3 separate regions of the Homo sapiens genome follow, and regions 1 and 2 are each linked to region 3. Evidence: chromatin loops called from intact Hi-C (ENCODE). Cell type or tissue: B cell. All regions are shown on one strand. Region 1 has its middle 35 kb from the start of MIR298. Region 2 has its middle 22 kb from the start of MIR298. Region 3 has its middle 8.7 kb from the start of ANKRD60.

Evidence for each region. A loop is a pair of places that touch in the nucleus more often than their neighbours do. Peaks named below come from ENCODE experiments on the same cell type or tissue, not always from the same donor. Only the 100,000 strongest peaks of a DNase experiment are listed, where the experiment ranks them.
Region 1: it touches region 3 in a loop (22-fold over the local background); 50 of 110 quality-filtered maps call a loop at or near these places.
Region 2: it touches region 3 in a loop (10-fold over the local background); 44 of 110 quality-filtered maps call a loop at or near these places.

The regions. Positions count from the first base shown.
Region 1 is chr20:58,850,958-58,854,957 of GRCh38, forward strand. It overlaps a transcript of GNAS not described here. Among named protein-coding and RNA genes, the nearest start is that of MIR298, 35 kb to the left of the region's middle. RefSeq lists enhancers at 1,601-1,700, 3,634-4,000. In B cell, a CTCF peak has its summit at 1,906 (motif pointing left); DNase peaks (open chromatin) are centred at 864, 1,914, 2,904 and 3,414; H3K4me3 peaks cover 2,752 bases; H3K27me3 peaks cover 3,635 bases.
Region 2 is chr20:58,837,983-58,841,982 of GRCh38, forward strand. It overlaps GNAS-AS1 and a transcript of GNAS not described here. Among named protein-coding and RNA genes, the nearest start is that of MIR298, 22 kb to the left of the region's middle. In B cell, CTCF peaks have their summits at 1,635 (motif pointing left) and 1,835; DNase peaks (open chromatin) are centred at 1,629 and 2,359; H3K27me3 peaks cover 1,227 bases.
Region 3 is chr20:58,235,305-58,239,304 of GRCh38, forward strand. It overlaps the pseudogene PPP4R1L. Among named protein-coding and RNA genes, the nearest start is that of ANKRD60, 8.7 kb to the left of the region's middle. RefSeq lists a silencer at 1,821-1,870. In B cell, CTCF peaks have their summits at 1,955 (motif pointing right) and 2,161; a DNase peak (open chromatin) is centred at 1,927; H3K4me3 peaks cover 633 bases; H3K27ac peaks cover 1,262 bases.

The sequences.
Region 1 (4,000 bases), 620 kb after region 3:
AGGCAGCCTTGATTGGCATGACCCCTGCCCAATGGCTGACCCGGCGCTGGGGTCGGAGGGGAGTGAGTTGGTGTTGGGACCCAGTTGGGCCATTCAGTGGATGCTCAAGTGGTTAAGCCGTCTTGCGTGGGTGTAGTTGGCCAAAGTTTGAATCAAAGTTCAGTGTTGACATCTGGAAGTGTGTAGACCCATAGAGCTAAAGCGATATATCTTTGGGGGATCCCAAACGTTTCCCAGGGTCCAACTGTGTTCGCCTCCTTCCGTGCTGCGTGGCCACATGGATGGTGGATGCAGGGGTGCAAGGATGCACGGTGCCTGTGGTACCCTGGCTCTAAGAGGGATGCATTAGACTAAACGGGATCGCAACTTGCGGTGGTTCGCCCGCCTGCAGCTCTTATACAGCAGCCCGTGCCGTGCGCCCTGCTTGCTGCAGCCCGCCCTGTGTAACTCATCCAGCCTCCCCTCCCCCAGGGTTCTGCAGGTCAGATGACCCCCTGCCTCCTGCCCAGTTGCTCTGTGCCTAGACGTGGCTCGCCAATCTGTCTCACTGGTGAGACCGACCTGATGCGCACCTGCCGAGTTTTATGTGACCCCCTTACAGCAGCTTTTCTCCCGGGTTCCAATCCCTCTGCAGACCCCAGACCAGAGCATAGCATGTGCACACATCAAGGCCACCAGGTGGTGTGGGCATTTACCTTTGGCTAGCTCTGAGCTCACCGCAGCATGGTAGCGGGAGCGCAGCTGCGCGGGCAACCGCCGGGTTTGTGGCCGGTTGGCGGGCTCAGTGCCGCCTCAGTGGGCTCTAGCAGTAGAAAAGTAAAGCGACTACCCTAAGATACCCAGAGCGAGAGGAGAGGGGCTAGAAGGGTGCTGGAGGCAGGCTGTAGTGGGGCTAAAGGAGCTGACTGACCAGCGCTGCGGCCGGTGCCCGAAGCAGCGAGCAGCGCACCTCAGCTCCGGTTGCCGCGCGGCATGGTATTTATCTGTGGGTTCAGTGCGCACAGCGTTGTCCAGTCTCGAAACCACCCTAAACCGGCATTAAACCCCAACCAAAATCCCCTTTAACCCTTCCCTAGAACAGCAGGACCTGCGAAACTCTGAGGCCGCTTTGTGAGGTCCTCCTCTGCGCAGCACGCCCCCCACCCCTCTCTTGGTGCCGCCGCAGCTACTCCCTAGGGGGCTTTGCTCTTGGTGGTACGCACCCGAGACCTTCTTATTCCCCTGCGTCACCATCCACATAAACAAGAGAGCACCCTGCTTGCGCCGCTGTGGGCCACTGCGGAGACCCCTAGAGTGTGATGGGGGTGGGGGCTGTTAAAGTGCTTTACCGGAGCCAACCTCAGCAAGTGACAAACAAAAGCAGCAAAAAGTACACCCAAGGCATTTAAAAAACAAATTGCGTGCTTGCATACTCGGCATCCCCTCTCCCTCGCCTCTCTCTGCTTCTTTGGTGGGCTCACGACCACCTGTCGCATCCCTACGCGTGCCTGCGCCCCTTCCCAGGCACCAAAAGCCTTGCGCTCCGGACTAGGGGCTTGAGATCCGGGGCTGCCTGGAGGCTGGGGGCTATGACTCAGAGTTTCAGGGGTATCCTGGGGTGATGAAATCCTTCTTCAGTCCCCCCTCCCCCGAGGAGTCGGTTGGGTTGGGGAGGGAGGGTTTCAGCTCCTGTACTCCAGCGTTCCGAGGCCCACGTCTTGCGTCACGTGTCCCGCAACGCAGGAGCGCTTTCTCTGGCCAGCGGAGAAGCGAGGAGAAAGACTCCAAATCAGTCAGGGAGAGGAGTGGAAGGAGCCAAAACGTCCCTGCGAGGCCTGCGCTCACCAGCCCCCTTACCCAAAGTCCCGGGCCCCTGGCGCCAGGAGCAGGCTCCTGGAGCCGGAGCCAGCTCGGCACTGGAACCGGCGTCCTCTGGTGGCAGAGAGAGAGCGCTACTGGCGATTTTCGGACCGAATCGGCACGCTCGTCAGATCCAAGCAGGCGGGACTGGCCTGGAGCAAAAAGAAAGAGAGAGGAGGGCGTAAGGATAGACCAAGGAAGAGGGGCTGGGGGGCAGCCTGGGGGCATGAAAAGTGGCCAGGAAGGAGCCAAGACTCCACCAGCAACAATTGAGTTGCTTCAGCCTCAGTCTAGGGTTCCTTCCAGGCCTTGAACCCCCCAACCTCACAAGGGTTGGAAAGTGAGGCCGGTGAACTTTCCAGCTGGTACTTTGATTTTAAAATAATAATAATAATTTTTTCACCCTAGTTCGGTTGGGTGCTCCATCTTACGGAGCCCCAAACTTATTTTGAGAGGCCGCCACCGTGTTATGGGCGTGCGCAACTGCCTCTACGGCAATAATATGTCAGGACAACGCGATATCCCCCCTGAAATCGGGGAACAGCCCGAGCAACCACCTTTGGAGGCCCCAGGGGCAGCTGCCCCCGGTGCTGGGCCTAGCCCAGCCGAAGAGATGGAGACCGAACCGCCTCACAACGAGCCCATCCCCGTCGAGAATGATGGCGAGGCCTGTGGACCCCCAGAGGTCTCCAGACCCAACTTTCAGGTCCTCAACCCGGCATTCAGGGAAGCTGGAGCCCATGGAAGCTACAGCCCACCTCCTGAGGAAGCAATGCCCTTCGAGGCTGAACAGCCCAGCTTGGGAGGCTTCTGGCCTACACTGGAGCAGCCTGGATTCCCCAGTGGGGTCCATGCAGGCCTTGAGGCCTTCGGCCCAGCACTCATGGAGCCCGGAGCCTTCAGTGGTGCCAGACCAGGCCTGGGAGGATACAGCCCTCCACCAGAAGAAGCTATGCCCTTTGAGTTTGACCAGCCTGCCCAGAGAGGCTGCAGTCAACTTCTCTTACAGGTCCCAGACCTTGCTCCAGGAGGCCCAGGTGCTGCAGGGGTCCCCGGAGCTCCTCCCGAGGAGCCCCAAGCCCTCAGGCCTGCAAAGGCTGGCTCCAGAGGAGGCTACAGCCCTCCCCCTGAGGAGACTATGCCATTTGAGCTTGATGGAGAAGGATTTGGGGACGACAGCCCACCCCCGGGGCTTTCCCGAGTTATCGCACAAGTCGACGGCAGCAGCCAGTTCGCGGCAGTCGCGGCCTCGAGTGCGGTCCGCCTCACTCCCGCCGCGAACGCGCCTCCCCTCTGGGTCCCAGGCGCCATCGGCAGCCCATCCCAAGAGGCTGTCAGACCTCCTTCTAACTTCACGGGCAGCAGCCCCTGGATGGAGATCTCCGGACCCCCGTTCGAGATTGGCAGCGCCCCCGCTGGGGTCGACGACACTCCCGTCAACATGGACAGCCCCCCAATCGCGCTTGACGGCCCGCCCATCAAGGTCTCCGGAGCCCCAGATAAGAGAGAGCGAGCAGAGAGACCCCCAGTTGAGGAGGAAGCAGCAGAGATGGAAGGAGCCGCTGATGCCGCGGAGGGAGGAAAAGTACCCTCTCCGGGGTACGGATCCCCTGCCGCCGGGGCAGCCTCAGCGGATACCGCTGCCAGGGCAGCCCCTGCAGCCCCAGCCGATCCTGACTCCGGGGCAACCCCAGAAGATCCCGACTCCGGGACAGCACCAGCCGATCCTGACTCCGGGGCATTCGCAGCCGATCCCGACTCCGGGGCAGCCCCTGCCGCCCCAGCCGATCCCGACTCCGGGGCGGCCCCTGACGCCCCAGCCGATCCCGACTCCGGGGCGGCCCCTGACGCCCCAGCCGATCCAGATGCCGGGGCGGCCCCTGAGGCTCCCGCCGCCCCTGCGGCTGCTGAGACCCGGGCAGCCCATGTCGCCCCAGCTGCGCCAGACGCAGGGGCTCCCACTGCCCCAGCCGCTTCTGCCACCCGGGCAGCCCAAGTCCGCCGGGCGGCCTCTGCAGCCCCTGCCTCCGGGGCCAGACGCAAGATCCATCTCAGACCCCCCAGCCCCGAGATCCAGGCTGCCGATCCGCCTACTCCGCGGCCTACTCGCGCGTCTGCCTGGCGGGGCAAGTCCGAGAGCAGCCGCGGCCGCCGCGTGTAC
Region 2 (4,000 bases), 600 kb after region 3:
CAGTACCAGGAGGGCCTGGTGGGCCACCCAGTGGTAGAGCCTCTTTTTTTAAGATTCCCCATACTGACTCAAGAAGGAGAAAAGGACCACAACCCATGACATGTGTCCTAAGTGAAACAACCTTCTTGATACTCCCAGGGATTTTAGGATGATGGCTTTGCTCTGAGTTGTTTCGCCTTTGGACTTGTCACTATGGCCAAAAAGGCACCCCATAATCATCATGGAGGGCCAGACTGAAGACACGCACACCTCAAAAGCAGCAGCCAGGTTAGCTCCCACTGTAGGGATCTCCTCCTGTAGGCCATCATTTGATTTTCTAGGGCCAAGAAAGAGCGGCACTATTTACTCCAAATCTTCAGCCTTGCAGAGTACAACAACACGATCTAGTGGTGTCTGACCGCCCCCTAGCCCTGATCCAATCATTTTCTCATGTGGAATTCAAGCTAGATTAAACAATGTTGGTGGGTACAGAGGGATTCTGACTGATTCAATCTCCTGATTCACAGCAAATTAATCCAAAATATCCTTTCCTTAATACAATACTTTTGTTGTTGTTGTTCACTACTCTACCTTCAGCACCTAAAACACAGCTTGGCACATGCAAGGCACCCAATGAGTATTGCTGAGTTACCTTTGTTAAAAACCTATCTAGGAGCCGGGCGCGGTGGCTCACGCCTGTAATCCCAGCACTTTGGGAGGCCGAGGCGGGCGGATCACTTGAGGTCAGGAGTTTGAAACCAGCCTGGCCAATATGGCGAAACCCCTCTCTACTAAAACTACAAAAATTAGCCGAGCGTAGTGGTGCACGCCTGTAATCCCAGCTACTCAGGAGGCTTAGGTAGGAGAATCTCTTGAAGCCAGGAGGCAGAGGTTGCAGTGACCCAAGATCACATCAGTGCACTCCAGCTTGGGTGACAGAGCAAGATTCTGTCTCAAAAAAAAAAAAAAAAAAAAAAAAACCTACCTAGGAAATGGCTGTAAGGGGCCTCCAGTGAGGATTCCGTGTCACCCTGAACTGCCCCGCAGGAGAGAAGTGGTTGTGTGAACTGAGAGCGCAGGAAAGACTTCCCTTTACCCATGCTCTCAGCTCCAGTCCACTTCCAGCACCACCTTCTCAGCTCAATCGAGCTCAGGGCAGTCCTCAGATGGGCTTGCAGACTTGCAAACTACTACCTCAACCGTGGGGGCCCTTGTTGAAGAAGATGAGGTAATTAGCCAATTCAGACTGTTTGAGCACGTATTGTTTGGAAACTTTTCTAATTACAGTCACTATAACAGATCTGCTAAAGGTAGTTTCATGATTAATGGCTGCCCGAAGTTACCATCCTCAAACTATTAAGCCATTGGAAAATGCTAGAGGCTTAATACTCGTGTATAGACAGACCCTCATTCCCCTGAATATTTGCTATTTGGGGTTCTGGGTTTTTAGCTGCTCCCAGGCTGTGTTTATTTCCCCAATAACTGGGGAAACTGGGGAGGGGCACGACCCCACGGGAGCCTGCGCCCACCTGCCCAAGTACTGGACCTGGGGCTAGCTTGCCGCTTGCTCCTTGCCACCCGCCAGGCCCCCCGCCCATCGCTTCGCCCAAATCCTTTCAAACAAGGTTCCCTCCTGCCACCTGCCGGCCCACTAGGGTCTGCGCCACAGGCTCGGCGCCACCACGCAGCTCGCGGGGAGGTGGCCCCCACCTCCTTACTGCACATGCCCGGCAGAAGTCCGGGCGCGCAACTTCGCAGAACCTCACTGCCCGTCCCTCCTCGCCTCAGTCTCCTCTGTCCTCTCCCAGGCAAGAGGACCGGCGGAGGCACCTCTCTCGAGTCTTAGGCTGCGGAATCTAAGACTCAGCGAGAGGAGCCCGGGAGGAGACAGAACTTTCCCCTTTTTTCCCATCCCTTCTTCTTGCTCAGAGAGGCAAGCAAGGCGCGGAGCTTTAGAAAGTTCTTAAGTGGTCAGGAAGGTAGGTGCTTCCCTTTTTCTCCTCACAAGGAGGTGAGGCTGGGACCTCCGGGCCAGCTTCTCACCTCATAGGGTGTACCTTTCCCGGCTCCAGCAGCCAATGTGCTTCGGAGCCACTCTCTGCAGAGCCAGAGGGCAGGCCGGCTTCTCGGTGTGTGCCTAAGAGGATGGATCGGAGGTCCCGGGCTCAGCAGTGGCGCCGAGCTCGCCATAATTACAACGACCTGTGCCCGCCCATAGGCCGCCGGGCAGCCACCGCGCTCCTCTGGCTCTCCTGCTCCATCGCGCTCCTCCGCGCCCTTGCCACCTCCAACGCCCGTGCCCAGCAGCGCGCGGCTGCCCAACAGCGCCGGAGCTTCCTTAACGCCCACCACCGCTCCGGCGCCCAGGTATTCCCTGAGTCCCCCGAATCGGAATCTGACCACGAGCACGAGGAGGCAGACCTTGAGCTGTCCCTCCCCGAGTGCCTAGAGTACGAGGAAGAGTTCGACTACGAGACCGAGAGCGAGACCGAGTCCGAAATCGAGTCCGAGACCGACTTCGAGACCGAGCCTGAGACCGCCCCCACCACTGAGCCCGAGACCGAGCCTGAAGACGATCGCGGCCCGGTGGTGCCCAAGCACTCCACCTTCGGCCAGTCCCTCACCCAGCGTCTGCACGCTCTCAAGTTGCGAAGCCCCGACGCCTCCCCAAGTCGCGCGCCGCCCAGCACTCAGGAGCCCCAGAGCCCCAGGGAAGGGGAGGAGCTCAAGCCCGAGGACAAAGATCCAAGGGACCCCGAAGAGTCGAAGGAGCCCAAGGAGGAGAAGCAGCGGCGTCGCTGCAAGCCAAAGAAGCCCACCCGCCGTGACGCGTCCCCGGAGTCCCCTTCCAAAAAGGGACCCATCCCCATCCGGCGTCACTAATGGAGGACGCCGTCCAGATTCTCCTTGTTTTCATGGATTCAGGTTAGTTGCCCACCGCTAAACTGGGGAGCCTGAGGGCGGTGTGGGAGCAGCGCAGGTGGAAAGGAGGTGAGAAGGAAAGGCAGGTCAGGGGCGAGTGGGAAGAGAGGAGGCTCAGCTGGTCAGCCTGGGATCGGGGGTCAGGGTGAGGCGGCGAGGGCTCCCCCAAACTTCCCAGGATGCCAGGGGCGCCCTGGTGGCCAAAGGCTTGTTGGACGGCGGGGCGCACGCCGTGCGTCCCGCTGGAGACAACCTGAGGTCTCCGAGCTGGTGCCCCGGCTACGCGACTGAATCCCGAACGCACCCCAGATTTGGAGCTGCACACCCAAACGGCATTGGTAAGTCACTTGTTTTGCGCGCTTTTCTTCCTCCTAGAAAGACTAGTCTCAAATAAGTTGGCCTTCTCAGGTGTCCAAAATGTGGTTCGGAGGTGCGCGCGCCAACTTTCACGATGTGAGAGCAGCCGCGCTGTAGAGACACCGTTGAAATGTGCGGAAAGTAATCTGAATGGGAATGGGCGAGAACTCTAGAGACTGACCACCCGGGAGGGAAGTCACGCGCGCGCGGCGCCTAAGCAGCTCAGAGCCGGAGCCCAGGTCCCAGAGCTGACAATTAAGCCGCGGGACCTCCGCGCCAGTGCCTCCAGCTGCCGTGCGCCAGCCTTGGCCGCCACAGCCCGCCTCCCGTCGCTCGCGGGACAGAGACCGCCTCAAAGAGCGTGCGCACCTGCCCGCGCGCGCCGGAGCTGACCTCTCCCGGCGGCGGGCGGTTAGGGGAAAGTACCTGGGGGAAAGGTAGAGGAGGTAAGGGGACCCTTGGGGATGCCCCTACGGGCTACCAGGGTTGAACGCACAGGCATGGTCACGTCGGGGTATTGCCAAGCTTTTGGCGCAGCTGGTCGGGTGGCCAGGCTGCATGCGGCTTAGCAGGAGACGTCCTGGGCTGTTTGCGCAGGACCTCTGGAGGCCCTCGAGATCGTCGCAAGTGGAAAGGTAAAGCGGAACAAGGGACAGGCTGGAGACGGGGGTCGCGTCTAACATCAGGATAACTTACAATTCGTTTCCAAAGAGCGCGGTACGCGCAGAGCTGGGGAAAGGTG
Region 3 (4,000 bases):
GCTCATTGATGAAATTTAACCCCAATGCACTTTCACTGTTGGAATAGAACTTCTGCAGAATTGCCACGACCTGTGAAAAACATCAAAAGAGCACATTTAAAATGCTGCCATCTATTTGAATTACGAATACTACTCTACACGGAAACTAGACATTTTTATGCATCCTTCCACCTTTAAAATGAATTTATAGGCGCAGGAGAAAGTAATTTTTGTCACGGTCATCATTAGAACACAGAGAAAAAAGATGTTTAAATATAGGCAATACACACACACACATAAAACCCTTCATAAAAATGAAACTTCAAAGGAGACTGACATTAGAAAAATACATTCTTAATCTTAAGGTTCCAAATTTTAGAGCATGTCCCCTTGCTTAATAACTAAATCATTACCTTTCAGAACATGTCATTTTTATAAAATTTTAATACCATCAGAGTATCTTAAAATCAATATTGTCAAATGTGATTTTTTTTCATCAGTATTCAGCTGGTGTAAAGCCCACATAAAAAAATAGGATCAGCTTTTCTACAGCAGAGTCTTTGCTCACTAAATATTTTTCTACAAAACCAAGCTGTAAATCAACCTGTATTTTAAAAACACTAACCTATGGCTTAAAGAGTTTCATATATAAAAGGATTACTCCACAATTGCCGTCACTGAAACATATAACAAAAAAAGCTATCCTACAAATTGATAAAACTATAATATAGTTCCTAATTTCAAATTTTAAAAGCTAGTTTCATAGGTTAGCTGACAAAGTAAGCCCAGAAAAATTAAAAGAGTTAAAATGGAAGATACATCAACATTCCTATTTGTAAAAATCACAGAGCAAATGCCCTGATTCCTTACTAGTTTGAAGGAGATCCACCGAACTTCAGAAACTTGATCTGCACACAACTTTAAGGCAATGTGCATTAGGTAATCATAAACATCATTGGGACTATAGAGTTCCAGAATCAGTATCAGCTGTCTGAAATTAAAAGGAAAACAACAACAACAAAAACAACAACAAAAAAAACATTATTTTTGGGCAAAAAAACAAAATTATTGATTTCTTTTTACTGTTATTTCATCTTACAGATAAAAATAGCCAGGCTGGGAAATGAACAGCAAAAGACCCAGCAAGATTTCGGTCTTCAGTAAAATGCCAACAGCAGAAAGCTGAGCAAAATGACCATGCAAAAAAAATGTGAACAAAATTTTAATTCTTCATCTCACACACATACAAATCAAACAAAAAGGAAATAAACTCTGTAAAATAGAGGCTGAGAAATTTATGAATACAGATTTAATATTTCAATTTTAGGTTATCAGTTGAAAAGCACATAAAACTTTAAAAATCAGATAACATAAAAATAGCCAGAATGTTGAAGTTCACAAAGGTCAACAGATCAAGCGAACACTCTGAGATTGCACGACCGCCCCGGCGTTTCTCCGACTGCAAACCGAACCGGATGCTCCTGCTCGCGGCTCTTGGCAGCACGAGGTGGTTTCACTGCAGCGAGGTCCGCTTGGAGAGAACTGGGAGCGCGTGCTCCTTACTCCGAAAGACAAAAGCATGCAGGAGACGGCTGGCTGCGAAAACCCACTACCAAAGCTTTCACTACTTTCTAAATGGGGATGGGGAGAAGGGCATGAAAATAAATGACATTGCTTTCACCCAGGCAACGAAAGGAAATGAAAAAGAGATGGGGAGGAAGTTAGAACCAGAAGCCCGGAGTGCTGGTGAATACTTTCATATCAAAAAGCACCGTTTTCAAAAACATGATACCAATATCATGGGCACCGGAGCACAGAATTCATATCAGTCGCTGTGGCTTCAATAAGCCGGGAGATGGGAGATAGGGCGCGTAGGGGGCTAGATAACGTGGTCGGGCACTGGGGCCGCGCAACCACCCGGGGAAGCCCCGCCGGGCACCGAGCGCGCCTACTTCCCGTGCGCCGCCGCTAGAGGTCGCACTGCTTTCATGGAAAACGTGGGCCTGTTTTTCTCGACTCAGAACAGGATGCTGGGAACATGGTAAAATGACTGAAACCTCAATCTCTCAAATTAAGCAGAATGATTAAAGACCACAGCAAAGAGAAAGGCTTTCGGTTTGCCCCTGGCATCAGCCAAATCATATCCTGAATAGCTGCAAAAGCCTGATGAATTTATTCAGGGAAGACAATTATTTGAGAGATTTCTAGTTGTGGATGAGAAAAATGAAAACTAAAGACACCGAAATGAAAACAAGGTAAAAACTAAAACCCAAACAACAACTGCCACAAACAAATTCCCTCCACACCGTGAAAGGCACATTATATACCTTAGGAAGGGGAGTTATTTAAACTGATGCTTCCACCCTTTCATCATCACTAAAGCCTGGAACATTCCTTTTGCCAGCTCAAGACAGAATTAAATAACTCCTTCAGGCACAAAATGATGTGCAGATAGGAGCCACCTTGGGGAACCTTTTTGTTTCATAATCATCTCATCTGGGTTAGACCCCTTCCTGTCTCCCACAGTAGCTAAAGGGCATTAAGCATGCTGTACCCTACGGAGAGGACCACACTCAGAATGTTCAGGAAAGCTCTGGTAAAAACTGCTCCGATTAATAGGAAAACACTGAAGAGTGGGTGATTCATCTTTTATTTGGTTCAAATAAATTGCCTTCTAGAACAGCAGAACACTCTAATTCGAAAGTGACTCAAGCCCTGTCTTCATCTGAAAATGAATGTCTCCCCGGAGACTGTGGTATTTGTAACTCAGGGTTTTTGGAATTCTGTTTATACCTTAATAAAAACATAATCTCTTTATCTAAAAGAACACTATTGCTGCTGCTTTAGAAATCAATTATATGGTAAGAAAATTAAGATTTATTCCATCTAGTTTGCTTTCTCATATCCCCAAATATGTTTTTACTTACTCTGCTAGTTCATATCGAAACCTCCAATTCCTGCTGTTATCAGTCACTACAAATTCTTGAAGCTGATAAAGATAGTCTCTCCTCTTGTCTTCATGAAGCAACTATTTTTTAAAAATGTATATATAAACAAACATGTATAATCCTTCAAAATGACCCCAAATGCCCCCTTTTATTCCACTTCCAATTATACATTTGTCACTGGCAAGAACTTTTGCATTTCCCCTACACCTCGTCATCTATCACGCAGCGTGGCTGCGAATGAACACTGCTGTACACTGACATCAAATGCATCCCTGAACACCTCCAACCTTTTCCCCTGGCTAGGACATGTGCTTATTATGTATTTCTGAATGCCCCTGAGGTCTTCCTGCTTTAGTAATTTCCTATCTAAAAACAAAAAAACAGACAAACAAAAACCCAGTCTGTGTGTGTTTGGAAGACAGTGTGCCACTGCCGCTTCCCAGGGAGCGAGGCTGCTCGGCACCAGGAGAGGAGAGACTCAGCTGGAGCAGCGCACACCAGAGTCCGTGAAGGGCAGCTCTTGGTCATGTGGATGAGAGTAATTAGTTTCTCTAGGTCATTTTTAAACTCTTATTTTTTATATTCATCGTTCGTTTGGGGGGGAGGGGGGGAAGCCAGAAGGGAAGCAGCAGCGACTTGCAGAAAAAGTGCTTCATGCAGAACAGAGGTTGGACTTCAGCCCAGGCTCTTCCCCTGGGTGACTTCTGGGCAAGTCAGGTCACTACCTGGGGGCCTTGATTTCTTCTTTTGCAAAGAGTGTGCTAGGCTTTGTGTCTACCATCTTCCACAGAATTAAAACTCTAATGGACAGGAAAATGAGGAGAAAAAAGTTTAAAATATTTACCCATCACTGAAAGAACATCCACTTTAAGATTATGGATGGTACATTTCAGCTAAAGAAAGCTAAAAACTGCATTGTTTTTTTCACTGACACCATAGACATCCAGGGCTTCACAAATTTGATTCGGAGAGAGGAGGCTTGTTTTTTGCTTTTAACCCTTCTTCCTACCTTTAGAAAATCATACAGGTGTCTAAGAACTCCTATTCGCACTTCATCCAGATCCTTTAAAAAT